Regions from separate parts of the Homo sapiens genome. Here region 2 is linked to region 1. A link is an interaction called in ENCODE POLR2A ChIA-PET data of the cell type or tissue named here. Cell type or tissue: B cell. All regions are shown on one strand. Links, peaks and the distances in the headings refer to the core of each region. The heading gives the core; the rest is flanking DNA. Region 1 overlaps NCOA5 (nuclear receptor coactivator 5). Region 2 has its middle 9.3 kb from the start of MMP9.

Region 1 (8,332 bases), core at 191-8,190:
TTTAGAGAAGAATGCTTGGAGGGTGGGGGTTTTCTCATATGAAGAGCTGATGGGTTGGCTACTTTCAATTTCTTTGTCTTAGCATTTTCTTGCTACCTCCCACAGGGATCCATATGGCTTTGGAGACAGTCGAGATTCAAGGCGTGATCGATCCCCAATTCGAGGAAGTCCAAGGAGAGAGCCCAGGGATGGCAGAAATGGCCGGGATGCCCGGGACAGCAGAGACATTCGAGACCCCCGAGACTTGCGGGACCACAGACATAGTAGAGATTTGCGGGATCACAGAGACAGCAGGAGTGTGCGCGACGTTCGGGACGTGAGGGATCTTAGAGACTTTCGTGATCTAAGAGACTCTAGGGATTTTCGAGATCAGCGAGACCCCATGTACGACAGATACAGAGACATGAGAGACTCCCGAGATCCTATGTACAGGTACATACGTAGTTACTCTGCTTGTTTTTTCCTGAGTTCTTTTTATGTATGTTCTGCTAAACTAATTGAAAGCTCTGTAAGAGCAGTCATTTTATCAGCCTTTTATTTCTGGTGACTGTCAAGTGATAGATGTGCTGCTGCTCAATAAATTTTGCTGAATGTATGAATGATTTTCAACATTTTTAACAGAAAATAACAGTGTTGGAAAGGTATGGAGAAATTGAAACTCTGAGAAATTGTAGGTAGGAATGCAAATTGGTATAGCCACTATGGAAAACAGTTTGGCAGTTCCTTAAAAAGTTAAACATAGAATTACCATATGATCTATCAGTTCCGCTCCTGAGTATACACTCAAAACAATTGAAAAGAGGGACTCAGTTGTACATGAATATGCATAGCAGTACTATTCACAATAACCAAAAGGTAAAAACACTCCAGATGTCTATCAGCAGATTAATGGATTTTTTTTTTTTTTCTTTGAGACAAGGTGTCATTCTGTTTCCCAGGCTGGAGTGCAGTGGCATGATCACAGCTCACTGCAGCCTTGACCTCCCAGGCTTAAGTACTTCTCCCACCTCAGCCTCTCAAGTAACTGGGACTACAGGCATATGCCGCCACACCTGGCTAATTTTTTTGTATAGACGTGGAGTCTCACTGTGTTGCCCAGGCTGGTCTTGAACTCCTGAGCTCAAGGTATCCTCCCGCCTTGGCTTCCCAAAGTGCTGAGATTACAGGTGTAAGCCACTGTGTGGATTTGTTTTTAAGTGGTGTATTCATATAATGTGGTATCATTCAGCCATAAAATGAAATGAAATTCTGATCTGTGGTACAGCATGAAGGACGTTGAAAACATTATGCTAAGTGAAATAAGCCAGACATAAGACAAATATTGTATGATTTCACTTTATGTGAAATATCAAGAATACGCAAATTTATAGAGACAGAAAATAGATTAAAGATTACCAGTGGCTGGGGAGAGGGGAGTTATTTCACGAATACAGAATTTATGTTTGAGGTGATGAAAAATTTTAGATAATGGTGATGGTTGCACAGCATTGTGAATATAATGCCACTGAATTGTATACTTAAAAATTGTTAGGCCAGGCGCAGTGGCTCACGCCTGTAATCCCAGCACTTTGGGAGGCCGAGGTGGGCGGATTGGATTGCCTGAGCTCAAGAGTTCAAGACCAACCTAGGCAACATGGCAAAACTCCATCTCTACTAAAAAAAAAATAATAATAATAATAAAAATTGTTAAAATGGCAAATTATTGTTATATGCGTTTAGATATAATTTTAAAAAGCACAAGGGAGGGACATGTAATGTTTCCTCAAAACTAGTATCAATAATTCCTGCCAGTTATTTTGCATTTAATATATGCCAAAGACCATGCTAAGTGCTTTCTGTACATCATCTCAGTGAGACAGGTTAACTCTATCACAGCCACAGAGCTGATAATGCAGTGAGTCCCAGATATAAACCTCATTTGTCTAATCCCAGAGAATTCTCTAGGTGACTTTTTCAGGATAAGACACAGTTTTATCTTTATGAAAATTTCCTTAACTTTTCAGGAGAGAAGGCTCTTATGACCGATACCTACGAATGGATGACTATTGCAGGAGAAAGGATGACTCTTATTTTGACCGTTACAGAGATAGCTTTGATGGACGGGGCCCTCCAGGCCCAGAAAGTCAGTCTCGTGCAAAAGGTAAAGTAGCTGAAACAGTCTATTCCTATTATTGATAGAACACTTTACAAAAGAGAGAGGAAACTAATAACCAGTACCCCCATCTGAAAAAGGGCTAGTGCCTTGGCCAAGCAGTGTATAAAAAGAAGAAATATAAGTAGCTTATTAGTGGGTAAAGAGCATTTGGCTTGAAAATGATTTTTAAGATGCAAATTAGTACCATCATCTGGTTTAGTCATCCAACAAGAAGAAATAAATATGAAATTCCAGCAATAAGAAATGAACAAAATGCTGGTCACTGTGGCCACCACCTGTAATCCTAGCACTTTGGAAGGCCAAGGCCGGCAGATCACTTGAGCCCAGGAGTTCAAGACCAGCTTAAGCAACATGATAAAACCCCATCTCTACAAAAAAAAATACAAAAATTGTCTTGGTGCAGTGGTGCACACCTGTAGTCCCAGCTACTCGGGGGGCTGAGGCAGGAGGATCGCTGGAGCCTAGGATGTTGAGGTCTCAGCAAGCCATGATTGTGCCACTGCACTCCAGCCTGGGTGACAGAGTGAGACCCTGTCTCAAAAAAAAAAAAGAGAAAAATGAACAAAAGATTGGAGCTGAAGACATTAAGTGCTTGTTTTTTGCCTACTGACCAAGTAACTATGACTGACTATCTGCATTATCTAGGCAAAATAGGTTTTTGGTTTTTTTTATAACTTTTACCTAACAGCATCTCTTTTTTAGATGAAGGCAAACATGTCTTTTTAAAGCCTGGTTTTTCTCAATACATCTTTAAAGGTTCTTAAATTATTTCATACCTGGCCAAGTTGAAATCTTTAAGAATCTCATTTTTAATTTTAATTTTTTAATTTTAAACTTTATACTTGATTTTTTTCTTTTAAAAAAAGAACTTTTAAATTTTTAATTTTAAACTTTACTACTTGATTTTTTCCCCAAAAAAAAAGCAAAAATGCAGATTAGAATAATAATAATATTCTTATCTGTCAAGTTGGCAAGACTTAAAAAGAATGACAGTACTCACTGTTGACTAAGGTGTGGAGAAATAGGCACTAGATGATCTACCTCTGTGGAGGTATAAATTAGTATCAGCCTTCTCAGGGAGCAGCTTGGCAGTAAGTATCAGATGCAGCATTAAAATGGCCACGTCCTTTAATCCAGCATTACATTTTGGTTAATTTATAATAGTAAAAAATATTAATACTGGCTGTTTTTAGGAGATAGACCAGAGGATTGATTCAGAGTATTATGACCTTTGCCTACAAGTAGCTCAGGATTTAAAATGAGGGTCCAGTCCTTATTTCAGTTTACCCTGGTGGTGTTTTGCAGAGCGTTTGAAACGTGAGGAACGGCGTAGAGAAGAGCTTTATCGTCAATATTTTGAGGAAATCCAGAGACGCTTTGATGCCGAAAGGCCCGTTGATTGTTCTGTGATTGTGGTCAACAAACAGACAAAGTAAGAACCCTTAGATATTTCTCCCCAGTAAGGAGAAGAGTCAGAGAAATTCAGGCTCCTGTTTAGCACCTCTATCCACTGAATCTGAGCTGTGTATTCTTGCATTGCTGTGCGCTGTTAGCCAGGGTTCTTTCAGTTATAGGTGACAGAAAACTCAATTCAAATTGAGGCCAAAAGGGACATTTTTCATTTAAGCAAAAATTAACTGGGAAATTGAGGCACAGCCACATCCAGGATCAAACCATGTCATCAAAATTGGTCTCTGTGTTAGTCTCTAAGCACTGTTTTCCTCAGATTTGCCTTTGTTCTCAGGCAGGTTTTGTGCTTGAAGAGGCAGAATGGCACTGGCCCTGAACGTGTGTCTTCTTAGCTTAGCAAGCCAAGTGGAAAGAGAACTTCTCTTTCCCAGTGTTTCCACCTGAAGTTCTGCAGTTCTTTTTAGATTGACCTGACTCACTTTCCCATCCCTGAGCCTGTCACTTTGGCAGGGGTGCTGGGTGTTCTGATTGGCCAGGGCTAAGTCATGTTCCCATCCCAAGAGCTAGAGGTGGGATTAGCCCTGTGGAACCATGCAGACTGAGAGTGGAAGAGGGTGTAGCCGCTGGTCAAGCAGAGTAGTATATACTCCCTTCATGGGACAACCCAAATGCCCAATACTTTGGGAGACACGCCTCTGCATTTGTCAGCCAAGAACCAAGTCTTTGTGAAGTACCATGGCCTTGCAGAACTGTTACATGACCATGTTACCAAGCTAGGGCTTATAGCATTGTTTCACTGCATCCCTGTTTTACATTTTCTCCTTGAAGAGGCAGAGCAGAGAAGCAGAAAGGAGTATAGCAGCTTGCAGGCTTGGCAGTAGCTATGTTCCCTTTCCCTAGGTGGTACTAAGTAAATAACTTCATGTATTTTCTAGCAGTTTGGGGTTAAAGAGCTAATTTCAAGGCAGTGACTAGGGAAATAGGTGTTGAGACACCAAGCAGTAGGCAGAGTTCACAGGCTCTTGGCTGTCTTGTTCAGTGATAGATGCTGCTTTTAACTCTAGAGAGCTTTTTTTGGACACATGATAATAGCTGTTATTTTCTGAGCACCTACTTTATGTACTACCCCATACTAGGTGCCTTACATAAATTATTTTTAATCTTCACAGTAATCATAAAAAATGAGCATTCAGCAAATCTTTTATACGTATGGTGGATGGCGGGTATTGGGGCTGTATAGCCTCATTCCACTGGTGGAGCTTACACCCAATGGGGCAGGTGACAAAAGCATACAGGTGATGAGTCCTATGAGAAGAGAATGTCAGAGATCTAATTTAGATTGGAGGGAAGGTCAAAAAAATGACGTATGAACTGAGCCATGTTACTCCTGTTTTATTAGTAAAGAAACTGATGTTTGTAAGAGGTAAATGGACTTGCTTAAGCTTCACAACTTTGCAAATAAATTTTAAGGGCTGGGATCCAAACCCATGTTTCTAGCGTTAAACCCATGATCTTCCCACTGTGTTGTGCAGCCTACCCAAAAAGAGATAAGTGCCACAAGTCTTAGGGAGCAGGATGGTCTTAAGGAAGGACCACAGGGCTAGAGAATCAAGAGAAGGACCTGGGTATCATACTGTGCTACTGGCAACTTCTGACGTGATCTCAAGCAAGTCACAACCGTTCTGAGCCAGGGTAGAGAGAGAGTATTGGTCTAGATACTTGGATCCTGAATACGGTACTGGGGTAGACTAAGGTTTGAGTTATCAGTAGGAACACACACAACTGGCTTGAGACACACGATGCAGATTTGGAGTTGGTCGCTCACCTGGATCTTATTTATTTTTACAGAGACTATGCTGAGTCTGTGGGGCGGAAGGTGCGAGACCTGGGCATGGTAGTGGACTTGATCTTCCTTAACACAGAAGTGTCACTGTCACAAGCCTTGGAGGATGTTAGCAGGGGAGGTTCTCCTTTTGCTATTGTCATCACCCAGCAACACCAGATTCACCGCTCCTGCACAGTCAACATCATGTTTGGAACCCCGCAAGGTACAGAGTCAGAATACCGGAGGTAGTCACTAGTCCATTATTAGTCCTTTATGCCTTACTCAGAAGAAGCAGGTTTTGGGCAAATGACTCTTATATCTCAGTTCATATATGGTAGGGCCCCTCTCTTAAGTACCATGGAAGAGTCTTGCATAGTCACTTACTTATCTGATAGTTTCTTAGTGGATCTCTGTTACACTATACTTAGCCACTAGGTATATACAGTGGTGTGCTGGCACACGTGTAACAACAAGTTCCAGTGTGGGGGGAGGGCGTTTATAGCATTTGCTGATCTCCATGGTGTAAATACTCCCACCATGTTTCAGTTCAAGCCACCAACCTGAAGTCACTGAAGGGAGAGTTGGAAAGAAATGTACACAGTTGGCTCTTGCCACTGAGATCTGGCTCCAGCACACCTCTGCCATGTACTCCACTGAATGTGACAAAATCCTTGCTTCTGCCAGCTTTCTAATGGAGGACAGAGAATATAACAGGCATTTAGGGTCCTTTTTGTAAGTGTGCTGGAGAAGTAACCAGAGGGGCTAAGAGGCCGTGACCCTGTAGAGGCCCAGGCCCAGTTCTCGAAGTCCTCCTCAGAAGTAGCTTTTAATGCATTGAGCCCAGAGGATTAAGAGTCCGCCAGCTGATACCCTGCTCCTCACTCTTACAGCACAGACTTAACCCTTTTCCCACTATACGCAGGATCTCTCTTTGCCTCACCCATTACCCTCATAACCATACAATTACATAAGGATCTCCAGTGGGTCATTTGTCTGAGGAATAGTCCTCAAGATGTGTGAGGACAAAAGTTCTAAGGAGTCCTCTCACTACCCAGTAAACCATGTTGCCCATGGGTGAGGAGAGGAGGTTATTTAGGGTCACAGTTTGATCTTAATCTATGACTTTTGAACTGATGAATTAAAAAATGGTAGGCCAGCTCTGTCCTGAGGAGCACAGTGGAGAGCCCTGCTTTCCAGAGGGGCCTGTTGGCCTCCTGCTGCTGGTCTAGAGGCTGTTGGGCCTGCCTCCCATGGCTGTTCCCCACGTGGTCTGTTTGAATCTGTGGGAGGATGTCATGTTTCTTTGGTTTTTACTACAAGTCTGTGATCTAGGAATTCCCCCAAAGAACCAGCTGTATATAAAGGTGCATCTCCTCACCAAAAGTGTTCGTTCACTTCCCTTCCTGGCCTTCATCTCTCCCCCCACACCACCCCACTCTCAATCTCAAGGCTTTTTGTCACCAAAATGATTTTCTTGCTGGTATGAGGTTAGGAAAGACTTGACAGAGTGCAGCAGGTGGGCACTTAAATATGTCATGGAAGAAAATAACTCATGTCATTTCCTCCTACAGAGCATCGCAACATGCCCCAAGCAGATGCCATGGTGCTGGTGGCCAGAAATTATGAGCGTTACAAGAATGAGTGCCGGGAGAAGGAACGTGAGGAGATTGCCAGACAGGCAGCCAAGATGGCCGATGAAGCCATCCTGCAGGAAAGAGAGAGAGGAGGCCCTGAGGAGGGAGTGCGTGGGGGCCACCCTCCAGCCATCCAGAGCCTCATCAACCTGCTGGCAGACAACAGGTACCTCACTGCTGAAGAGACTGACAAGATCATCAACTACCTGCGAGAGCGGAAGGAGCGGCTGATGAGGAGCAGCACCGACTCTCTGCCTGGTGAGCTACGTGGCAGGGCCGAGGTGAAGTTCTGACTCTGCATTTCTCTAATCCCCAGGCTCTGTTGGGAGGGTGTCAGGCCCAGGGCTCTTTGGAGTGGGTAAGGGAACTAAGTCCATCCCTTGGGTTCTCCCGTGGGCCACCCATGCTGATATAATGTTAATAATAACTTTATATTTGGGTACTGAATGCTGATCCCTATAGTTAATGTGGTGGATTGACTAGTATTGCTGGCTCCGTGGTAGCCAGGATGGATGCCCTTTTGTTTTTTAGCAGTTCTCTAGGGGAACTAGCCTATTGTTTTCTGTAAACAGCACATATCATGAAGCGGCCTCTTTGGGAAATTGATGTTATCGTCTGTGTACTGTATGATTGATGTGACTCAGTGATTGTTGTTCTTCCTTTGGCTGCTAGGCCTCCTGCCCTTGGGGGGTACTTTGAACCAGATACCTCCCTCTTCTGTCTTCCAGGCCCGATTTCCCGCCAACCACTCGGGGCGACCTCGGGTGCCTCGCTGAAGACACAGCCAAGCTCCCAACCGCTCCAGAGCGGCCAAGTGCTCCCCTCTGCTACACCCACTCCATCTGCACCCCCCACCTCCCAGCAAGAGCTTCAGGCCAAAATCCTCAGCCTCTTCAATAGTGGCACAGTGACGGCCAATAGCAGCTCTGCATCCCCCTCGGTTGCTGCCGGAAACACCCCAAACCAGAATTTTTCCACAGCAGCAAACAGCCAGCCTCAACAAAGATCACAGGCTTCTGGCAATCAGCCTCCAAGCATTTTGGGACAGGGAGGATCTGCTCAGAACATGGGCCCCAGACCTGGGGCTCCTTCCCAAGGGCTTTTTGGCCAGCCTTCCAGTCGCCTGGCACCTGCTAGCAACATGACTAGCCAGAGGCCTGTGTCTTCCACAGGTATCAACTTTGACAATCCAAGTGTACAGAAGGCTCTGGATACCCTGATCCAGAGTGGCCCTGCTCTCTCCCACCTGGTTAGCCAGACCACAGCACAGATGGGGCAGCCACAGGCCCCCATGGGATCTTACCAGAG
Region 2 (8,332 bases), core at 172-8,171, 67 kb after region 1:
GGTTCCTTTGACACTGGGTTGCCCACTGGCAGGTAAGAATATGCTTGGGGTCCCAGCAAAGCAGGCGCAGTCCCAAAATACACATTTAAAATATTGATTTTGACCGGGTGCGGTGGCTCACACCTGTAATCCCAGCACTTTAGGAGGCAGAGGCAGTTGGATCACCTATGATCGGGAGTTGAAGACCAGCCTGGCCAACATGGTGAAACCCCGTCTCTACTAAAAACACAAAAATAAGCTGGGCATGGTGGTGCATGCCTGTAATCCCAGCTACTCAGGAGACTGAGGCAGGAGAATCACTTGAACCCAGGAGGCAGAGGTTGCGGTGAGCTGAGATCGCGCTACTGCACTCCAACCTGGGCGACAGAGCGAGACTCCGGAGACTGTGTCTCAAAATAAATAAATAAAATAAAATATTGTTTTTGATATTTGGAAAAAATCCTCAAAGTAGCCAGCTTGGGAAAAAAAAATCAGTTCTCTATTGTTCTTTTTATGAAGTCATTTCAGGGTTTAGTGTTGTTTTACTTTGGACAACAGATGGGAGGGGCACCGTATTTTCAGTAATCACAGCCACTAAAGGTGTAAATCTGGTCCTGCTCACAATGGGGAAGAGGTGGGAAGAGGACTTAATCTTTGAGAAATCCAAGGTTAAGCATTCAGCGGGGGCTCAGTCCCTGCTGGACAAATGGATGGAGAGAGCCCTGGGGAATGGCTCAGGAGGGAGAAGTCCATGTGGCGCACAGGGAAACCGGCACATATTTTGACCCTTTTCCAAGCCTGGGTTGAGCCTCTACTCTCGGCCCAGCCCACTTTCTCATACATCTTCCAGTTCAATGGTTCTCAAACTGTAGTCCCAGGACCAGAAGCCCCTGCAGCACCTGAGAACTTAGAAACACAAATCCTCCCCGCCCCAGAATGATTGAATCAGCAACTCCGGGGTGGGGCCCAGAAATCTTTGACCTAACAAGCCAAAGTTTTTGTTTGTTTGTTTGTTTGTTTTTGACACAGAGTCTCACTCTGTCTCCCAGGCTGGAGTGCAGTGGCACGATCTCGACTCACTGCAACCTCCACCTCCCGGGTTCAAGCGATTCTTCTGCCTCAGCCTCTTGAGTAGCTGGGACTACAGGGGCCCGCCACCATGCCCGGCTAATTTTTGTATTTTTTAGTAGAGACGGGGTTTCACCATATTGGCCAGGCTGGTCTTGAACTCCTGACCTCGTGATCTGCCCGCCTCAGCCTCCCAAAGTGTTGGGATTACAGGCGTGAGCCACCACACCTGGCCCTTTTTTTTTTTTTTTTTTTTTTGAGACAGAGTCTTGTTCTGTCACCCGGGCTGGAGGGCAGTGGCATGATCTCAGCTCACTGCAACCTCCACCTCCCAGGTTCAAGCAATTCTCCTGCTTCAGCCTTTTGAGCAACTGGGACTACAGGTGCTTGTGGCCATGTCTGGCTAATTTTTGTATTTTCAGTAGAGACAGGGTCTCACTATGTTGGCCAGTCTGGTCTCGAACTCCTGACCTCAGGTGATACACTGGCCTTGGCCTCCCAAAGTGCTGGAATTACAAGCATGAGCTACTGTGCCCAGCCCAGCCAAGTGATTCTGATGCATGCTCAGTTTGCCACCTCTGCTGTAGTGCAGCTTCATCCCTACGCTGATAGGGAGGGCATTTGACCCCATTTCCAGATGAGGAAACTGACCTTCAGAGAGATGAAGCCACTTGTCCAAAAGCCACACAACTCATACCAAAATCAAGTGGGAATCTAGGCCTTTCTGACTATATAAAGTGGGTGCTTCTCACTACAACATTATAGCGGGGGGTGATGTTCAAGTATTTAACAACCAGGTCCTCAGGAGCCCTAACTAATCAGAACTGATTATGTCCAGGGTCTGGGGAGATGGGGAGGGTGATGCTTTGAACTTAGAAAGTTCAAAGCAGCCCCAGTTACAAGTGGATGGGGAAATATGTCAGTATTTTATTTTTGAGACAGGGTCTTGCTCTGTTGCCCAAGCTGGAGTGCAGTGGCACAATCACGGCTCACTGCAACCTGTGCCTCCCAGGCTCAGGCGATCCTCCCAAGTAGTTGGGACCACAGGCACGCTCCACCACGCCTGGCTAGTTTTTGCAATTTTTATAGAGATGGGTTTACCATGTTGCCCAGGCTGGTCTCAAAATCTTGAGCTCAAGGGATCCATCTGCCTCGGCTTCCCAAAGTACTGGGATTACAGGCATGAGCCACCGCACCCAGCCATATTTCAGTATTTTTACAACCAATGCTGCTATACCAGTGCATACTGGCTGCACACCAATCCTCCAGTCCCCTTCCTAGAAGGAGGGTCTCCTGAAGCTGGCACCGGGTGGTGGGCCTGCAGCTAACAATAGCCCCAAAGCAAGCACAGGTATAACAAGTGTCTCGTGGGAATCCTGTTCAGCAATGCTTCTCAAATTTGATTGCACATTGGAATCACTCAGGATTTTCTCTTGAATACTGATGCCTGACTTTCACCTCCCCTCCTGTAGATTCTGACTTAATTGGTCTAGGGTACAGCCTGAGCGTTGGGAAATTTTTTAAGCCTCGGTGATTCTAATATGCAGGAAGGGTTAATAACATTGCTATACCGGGCCCCGGAACCTGTAAGAGTCTCCAGATTAAGAACGCCTGGTTAGTGTCAGTATTTCCTAAAGCCAGGGACTTTTAAAAAACAAAGGTTCTCAAGAGATTCTGGTTTAGTAATCAGTGTGATCTGGAAGTAGATGTTAGCAAGCTCCTTCGGTTTAGAAATCACTGATAGGGACAGCCGCTGCTGGCTGTGTTCACTGAGAGGTTCAGAGATTCTACCCCCTCTCTCCCACCCACCCCCAACATAGTTGAAGCAATTGAGAACACTTTGCCAGGAAGTATCCAGAACCAATTTCCGCAGCTCTTCCTTCCCCTGTGCTGCGGAGACATTGCTTCAAAGAACACGCTCTGTAAAAGAGCCCAAGACACCCTCCCCGGAGAGTCATTTCTGACTGTGCTGCTGCAGAGCCCCAGGGCTGCAGGCTGGGCTGGGCCTGCTCTGATTGCCTGTTCTTCCCATTAAACCTGGGACACCCTCATTTAGATGCGATCTGCATACATTTGCATATTAAATTCCAGTGCCCCCTCCCATTCCTCCCACCCCTGTGGCATGTTAGGGGAAAACAAAAACTAATGTATTCACAAAGCCTGCTGAGATGTGTTCAAACCTGAACTTCACGCAGCGCTGGGACTTTGATACACCTGAAGCCGGGGGTGCTGGGATGCAGGGAAGATGGCACAGTCTCTGCATGGATGCAAGGAAGGCCAGCGGAAGGGAAGCACTCGAAGCTTCCCAGGGTCTGGAAGTAGCAGTTCCAGCCCAGCTCCTGATGAGAGGCGATGCGGGATTTCTCCAATGGGAAAACACGGGGAGCACATGGAGAGGGGGCGGGTGAGATTCATGGGGGGCCTGGTTTGGAGACCATCCATAAGGCTCTCTCAGCTCCAACCATGGGCTCCATAAAGAGGCCAACTAGGTGACAGCTGGTACAGTGGAAGGGGCTGGATGCTGGAATCTGGCATACCTGGATTTGAATTTGCACTGTGTGACCTTGGGTAAATGACTTTCCCTCCCTGAACCTCAGTTTCTTCATCTTTGTAATGGGAGTTAAAATTAAGCTGATTATATGGTCATGGGAGTCATGTCTTTAACCAATCATGGAATTATCTTTCCCAAGTCCCTTCTGAGATTGGGAAGGAATCTGCTAATGAGTGAGTCTTGGAGGGTGGAGGGGCTCCAGAAATCTACACCTGCATGACAAACGGCCTCGAAATTTAAAGGCTCTGAAACAATTTATTGTGACTGTATCTCACTATTCTGTGGGTCAGAAATTTGGACAGAACACAGCAGGGCTGCTCCTTCTGCTCTATGATGCCTGAGGCCTCAGCTGAGGGAGTCAGCTGGTGGCTCAGTGTGGACTGGAAAGTCCAAGGTGTTTTACTCCCATTCCTGGATGGATTCATCATGTTTTTATTTTTTATTTTTTGAGTCAGAGTCTCACTTTTTCTCCCAGGCTGGAGTGCAGTGGCACGAACATAGCTCATGGCAGCCCCTAACTCCTGGGCTTAAGTGATCCTCCCGCCCCAGCCTCCTGAGTAGCTGCTACTACAGGCATGCGCCACCACACCCAGCAAATTTTTTGTTTGTTTTTGGCAGAGATGGAGTCTCACTGTGTTGCTCAGGTTTGTGTCAAACTCCTGGGCTCAAGTGATACTCCTGCCTCAGCCTCCAAAAGTGCTGGGATTGCAGGTGTGAGCCACCACGCCTGGCCTATTAATCGTGTTTTTTCTTTTCTGTATTTTATGATGCTTTGACATCCAGGGGCCTTATGGACCCGAAAAGGGACTGCCCCTCCTAGGGATAGCTAATTCCTAGAGATGGCAATCTTGCCTGGGAGCACCTCTTAATGTGCAAACCAACCAATCTTGATTCCATAACCCCCATCCACCTCCTACCTCCTTTTATCAGCTCCTGCAGTTCAGGATGCTATCCCCCATTCTAGATCATCCTGCTTAGGTACTAGACAACTAGGGACCACCCCTATAGCCCAGAACCCAAGGGAATTGTTCAAGCTAGCCAGTCCTAAACCCATCCAGCTTGTCTACCCTGCCTTGCCTATTCCTTCCCACCAAAATCACAATGAAGACTCTGGCCCACACTTCCCCCTTCCTCCTTCTGCCTCCTGACTGATGCTGGTACTTCCCCATGTGGCCCTGTGTGACATGGCATGCCCCCTCCTCTTGAGAACTGTGGTTAACCAACTGTCTTTCAATGACAATCATCTCCTGATCTGTTGGCCTCGCCATACCTGAATAAAAACAAAATCCCAGGTACAATTTAAAACATGGGGGTCAGCCGGTGCGGTGACTCATGCCTGTGATCCCAGCACTTTGGGAGGGCGAGGTGGGAGGATTGTTTGAGCCCAGGAGTTTGAGACCAGCCTGGGCAACATAGCAAGACCACCATCTCTAAAATAAAAAAGAAAAATATGTATATAAAACACTGGGGTCTTGGCAGAGCTAGCTGGAAGGCTGGGCTGTAGTGTGCCCTTCTCCCTTCCCCACGTAATCTCCATGTGGTCTCTCCAGTCAGTCTTCTTACGGAGTGAGTGACTCAGGGCTCCCAGAGACCAAGGCAGAAGCTGCCACTTCCCTTAAAGTCTGGGCCTGAAGCTGGCATAGTGTCACATCCACTGTATTCTATTGGCCAAAGCAGTCACAGGCCAGGAGAGGAAGATAGAGCCCAATTCTCTATCTCCTGTGATATGAAAGGAGTATCACAGAGCATGCAGCCATCTTTAATCTTCCAGGGATGGAGAGGTATCCTCCCACTGGAAACCTCCCCCGGGCATCAGGGATGCAGACATGTGACTGGGTTTGGGCCATAGGATGCTCCCCCCAGATCTCTGAATCTTAGGAGACTGCTGGATTGATGTATGAGCAGAGCCCAGCAGTCCTGAGGGTCCTCCAGGGTCAGTCCAGGCTGACCCTGCTACGCGTTCCTGATCGTGCCCACTGTGGGCCAGTCTCCCTCGACACCAGCTCACCTTCCAAGCTTGGCCTTGAGCCTTCACATCGCTGCTGTGAGCCTCCAGAAATCTGTTTAGTACATTCCTTTTTGCTTAAGTTAGCCTGAGCCAGTTTTGCTTATTTAAAACCCAGGGCCCCCACTAATACAGGACCATTCTCTTCCTTCTCCTCACTCCCTGAGTGCCTGGCTTTAACGGAAAGCACCACTGGCCTCATTTCCTAAAGCCCCCTGGGTAGCACCTGCCGAGGTCCCAGTGGCACCTCCAATGTAACCTGGTCCAAATCCAGTCCTCCCCAGCCCTGCTCCTCCCTCTGGGCCCCTCCTCCAGCTTCCTATTCATTCCCAGGCCTTCCCAATTTCCAAATCACCTGTATGGCATCCGATAGCCCCCCACAATGACATTCAAGTAACTGACAACCTGGACAGTCCTCTTTAATCCAGCCCCTCTGTATTTATTTGCTTGCATGGGCTGCCATAACAAAGTCCCATAGATGGGTGGCTTAAACAACAGAAATGTATTTTCTCATAGTTCTGGAGGCAGAAGTCCTAGATCAAGGTGCTGGCAGGGCTGGTTTCTTCTGAGCCCCCCTTCCTGGGTCTGTAGATGGCCGTCTACTTTCCTTGTCTTCGCATGGTCTCCCCTCTGTGCATGTCTGTGTCCTAATTTCCTCTTCTTAAGGACGCCAGTCATATTGGATTAAGGCCCATTCCCATGACCTCATTTTAACTTAATTACCTCTTTAAATACCCTATCTCCAAATACAGTCACCTTCTGAAGTGCTAGGGGTTAAGGTTTCAACACTGAATTTTTTGAGGGGAACACAGTTCAGCCCAGGACACCACCATCCTCTGCATTCCCACTGCCTCTGCCTGAGCTTCAGCCTTGCCACCTCTCTCTCCTGTTTTTGCAATAGCTCAGCCCCTCTAGCACCCAGCATCCAGCTCCTTATTGCCTCCAGAATAAATGCTGAACTCCTTAGCCTGGCATCCAAGGCCCTGCTGAGCCTGACTCCAACCTGCTTTTAAAGTCGTCATTGCAGTGAGGGCCAGGAAAGATGTGAATGTTGTCTAACGGCTTGCTACTCAAAGTGTAATCCACGGACCGGCAGCATTGGCATCACCTGGGAGCCAGTCAGAAATGCAGAATCTCGGGCCAGACCACAGACATACTGAATCAGAATCTGCCTCACCTGCATAAGATCCCCAGGTGACCTGATACAAGGCAAAGTTTGAAAGTTTACAGATGACCAGGCATGATGGCTCATGCCTGTAATCCCAGCACTTTGGGAGGCCAAGGTGAGAGGCCTGCTTGAGTCCAGGAGTTTAAGACTAGCCTGGGCAAGATAATGAGACTCCCCTCTCCCTCCTCCTTTCTCCACAACAGTAAAAAAAATTAGCCACATGTGGTGGCATGCACCTGTGGTCCTAGCTACTCAGGAGGCTGAGGTGGGAGGATAACTTGAGCCTAGGAGGTCGAGGCTGCAGCGAACCGTGATCACACGACTGCACTCCAGCCTGGGCGACAGAGCGAGCCCTTGTCTCAAAAAAAAAAGAAAGTTTGGCCAGGTGCGGTGGCTCATGCCTGTAATCCTAGCACTTTGGGAGGCCGAGGCAGGCTGACCATCTGAGGTCGAGACCAGCCTGGCCAACATGGTGAAACCCCATCTCTACTAAAAATACACACACACACACAAATTAGCTGGGCGTGGTGGCGGGCGCTTGTAATACCAGCTACTGGGGAGGCTGAGGCAGGAGAATCACTTGAACCTGGGAGGCAGAGGTTGCAGTGAGCCTAGATGGCGCCACTGCTCTCCAGCCTGGGCGACAGAGCAAGACTTCATCTCAAAAAAAAAAAAAAAAAAAAAAAAAATTGCTGGGCGCGGTGGCTCACACCTGTAATCCCAGCACTTTGGGAGGCCGAGGTGGGTGGATCACCTGAGGTCAAGAGTTCAAAACCAGCCTGGCCAACATGGTGAAACCCCGTCTCTAATAAAAACACAAAAATTAGGCAGGCATGGTAGTGTGCACCTGTAATCCCAACTACTCGGGAGGCTGAGACAGGAGAATCGCTTGAACCCAGGAGGTGGAGGTTGCAGTGAGCCAAGATCGCGCCATTGCACTCCAGTCTGGGTGACAGAGTGAGACTGTCTCAAAAAGAAAGAAAGAAAGAAAGGAAGGAAGGAAGGAGGGAAGGAAGGAAGGAAGGAAGGAAGGAAGGAAGGAAGGAAGGAAGGAAAGAAAGAAAGAAAGAAAGTTTACAGATGGTAAGAAAGAAAGTTTACAGAATGGCATCCAGAGAGGGACTCAAAGGATCAGGTTTCACCTTGTTGGGCCAGAAACTTGACTTTGCCCGGACAGAACCACCTCATTCAGAGGAGTCTGAGACGCACAGCAGATGACAATTCTGAACAAACAAATAAACTTGGCTATTAAGAATAGCCCAAGGCTAACAAGAATTCCAAATTCACAGGTTAAGCAAATGAAAAGGTTGCCCAAGATGGCTCCCTGATGGGTTCTCAAATTTCTCATTTCCATTCAGCAAACATTTATTGAATCCCTGCTGAGTGCTGAGCTGGGTGCTGGGCGCAGGGAATTCAAGGAGATGTGAGCTTTGTCCTGCAGGAGCTCACACACTAGGAAGGAAGACAGATCACAAAGAGACACAGTGAATAACTGGTGTATATGCCAAGGGCACCCACCCACCCACGCTCCGGGATCCACGCTCCATCCTGAGCTTCGGTT

What was found. ChIA-PET counts read pairs that join two places held together with the same protein. Peaks named below come from ENCODE experiments on the same cell type or tissue, not always from the same donor. Only the 100,000 strongest peaks of a DNase experiment are listed, where the experiment ranks them.
Region 2: POLR2A ChIA-PET joins it to region 1 with 8 read pairs; 4 of 35 experiments call an interaction of 5 or more read pairs at or near these places.

What each region holds. Positions count from the first base shown.
Region 1 is chr20:46,062,310-46,070,641 of GRCh38, reverse strand. It overlaps NCOA5 (nuclear receptor coactivator 5), which reads left to right. Exons shown (of 8, transcript NM_020967.3): 3 at 106-432; 4 at 2,004-2,140; 5 at 3,461-3,587; 6 at 5,414-5,613; 7 at 6,962-7,282; 8 at 7,753-8,332. Among named protein-coding and RNA genes, the nearest start is that of NCOA5, 23 kb to the left of the region's middle. RefSeq lists an enhancer at 6,509-6,568. In B cell, for the core only: no CTCF peak of the experiment used is centred there; no DNase peak of the experiment used is centred there.
Region 2 is chr20:45,995,402-46,003,733 of GRCh38, reverse strand. No RefSeq gene overlaps it. Among named protein-coding and RNA genes, the nearest start is that of MMP9, 9.3 kb to the left of the region's middle. RefSeq lists an enhancer at 7,811-8,318. In B cell, for the core only: no CTCF peak of the experiment used is centred there; a DNase peak (open chromatin) is centred at 4,763; H3K27me3 peaks cover 1,732 bases.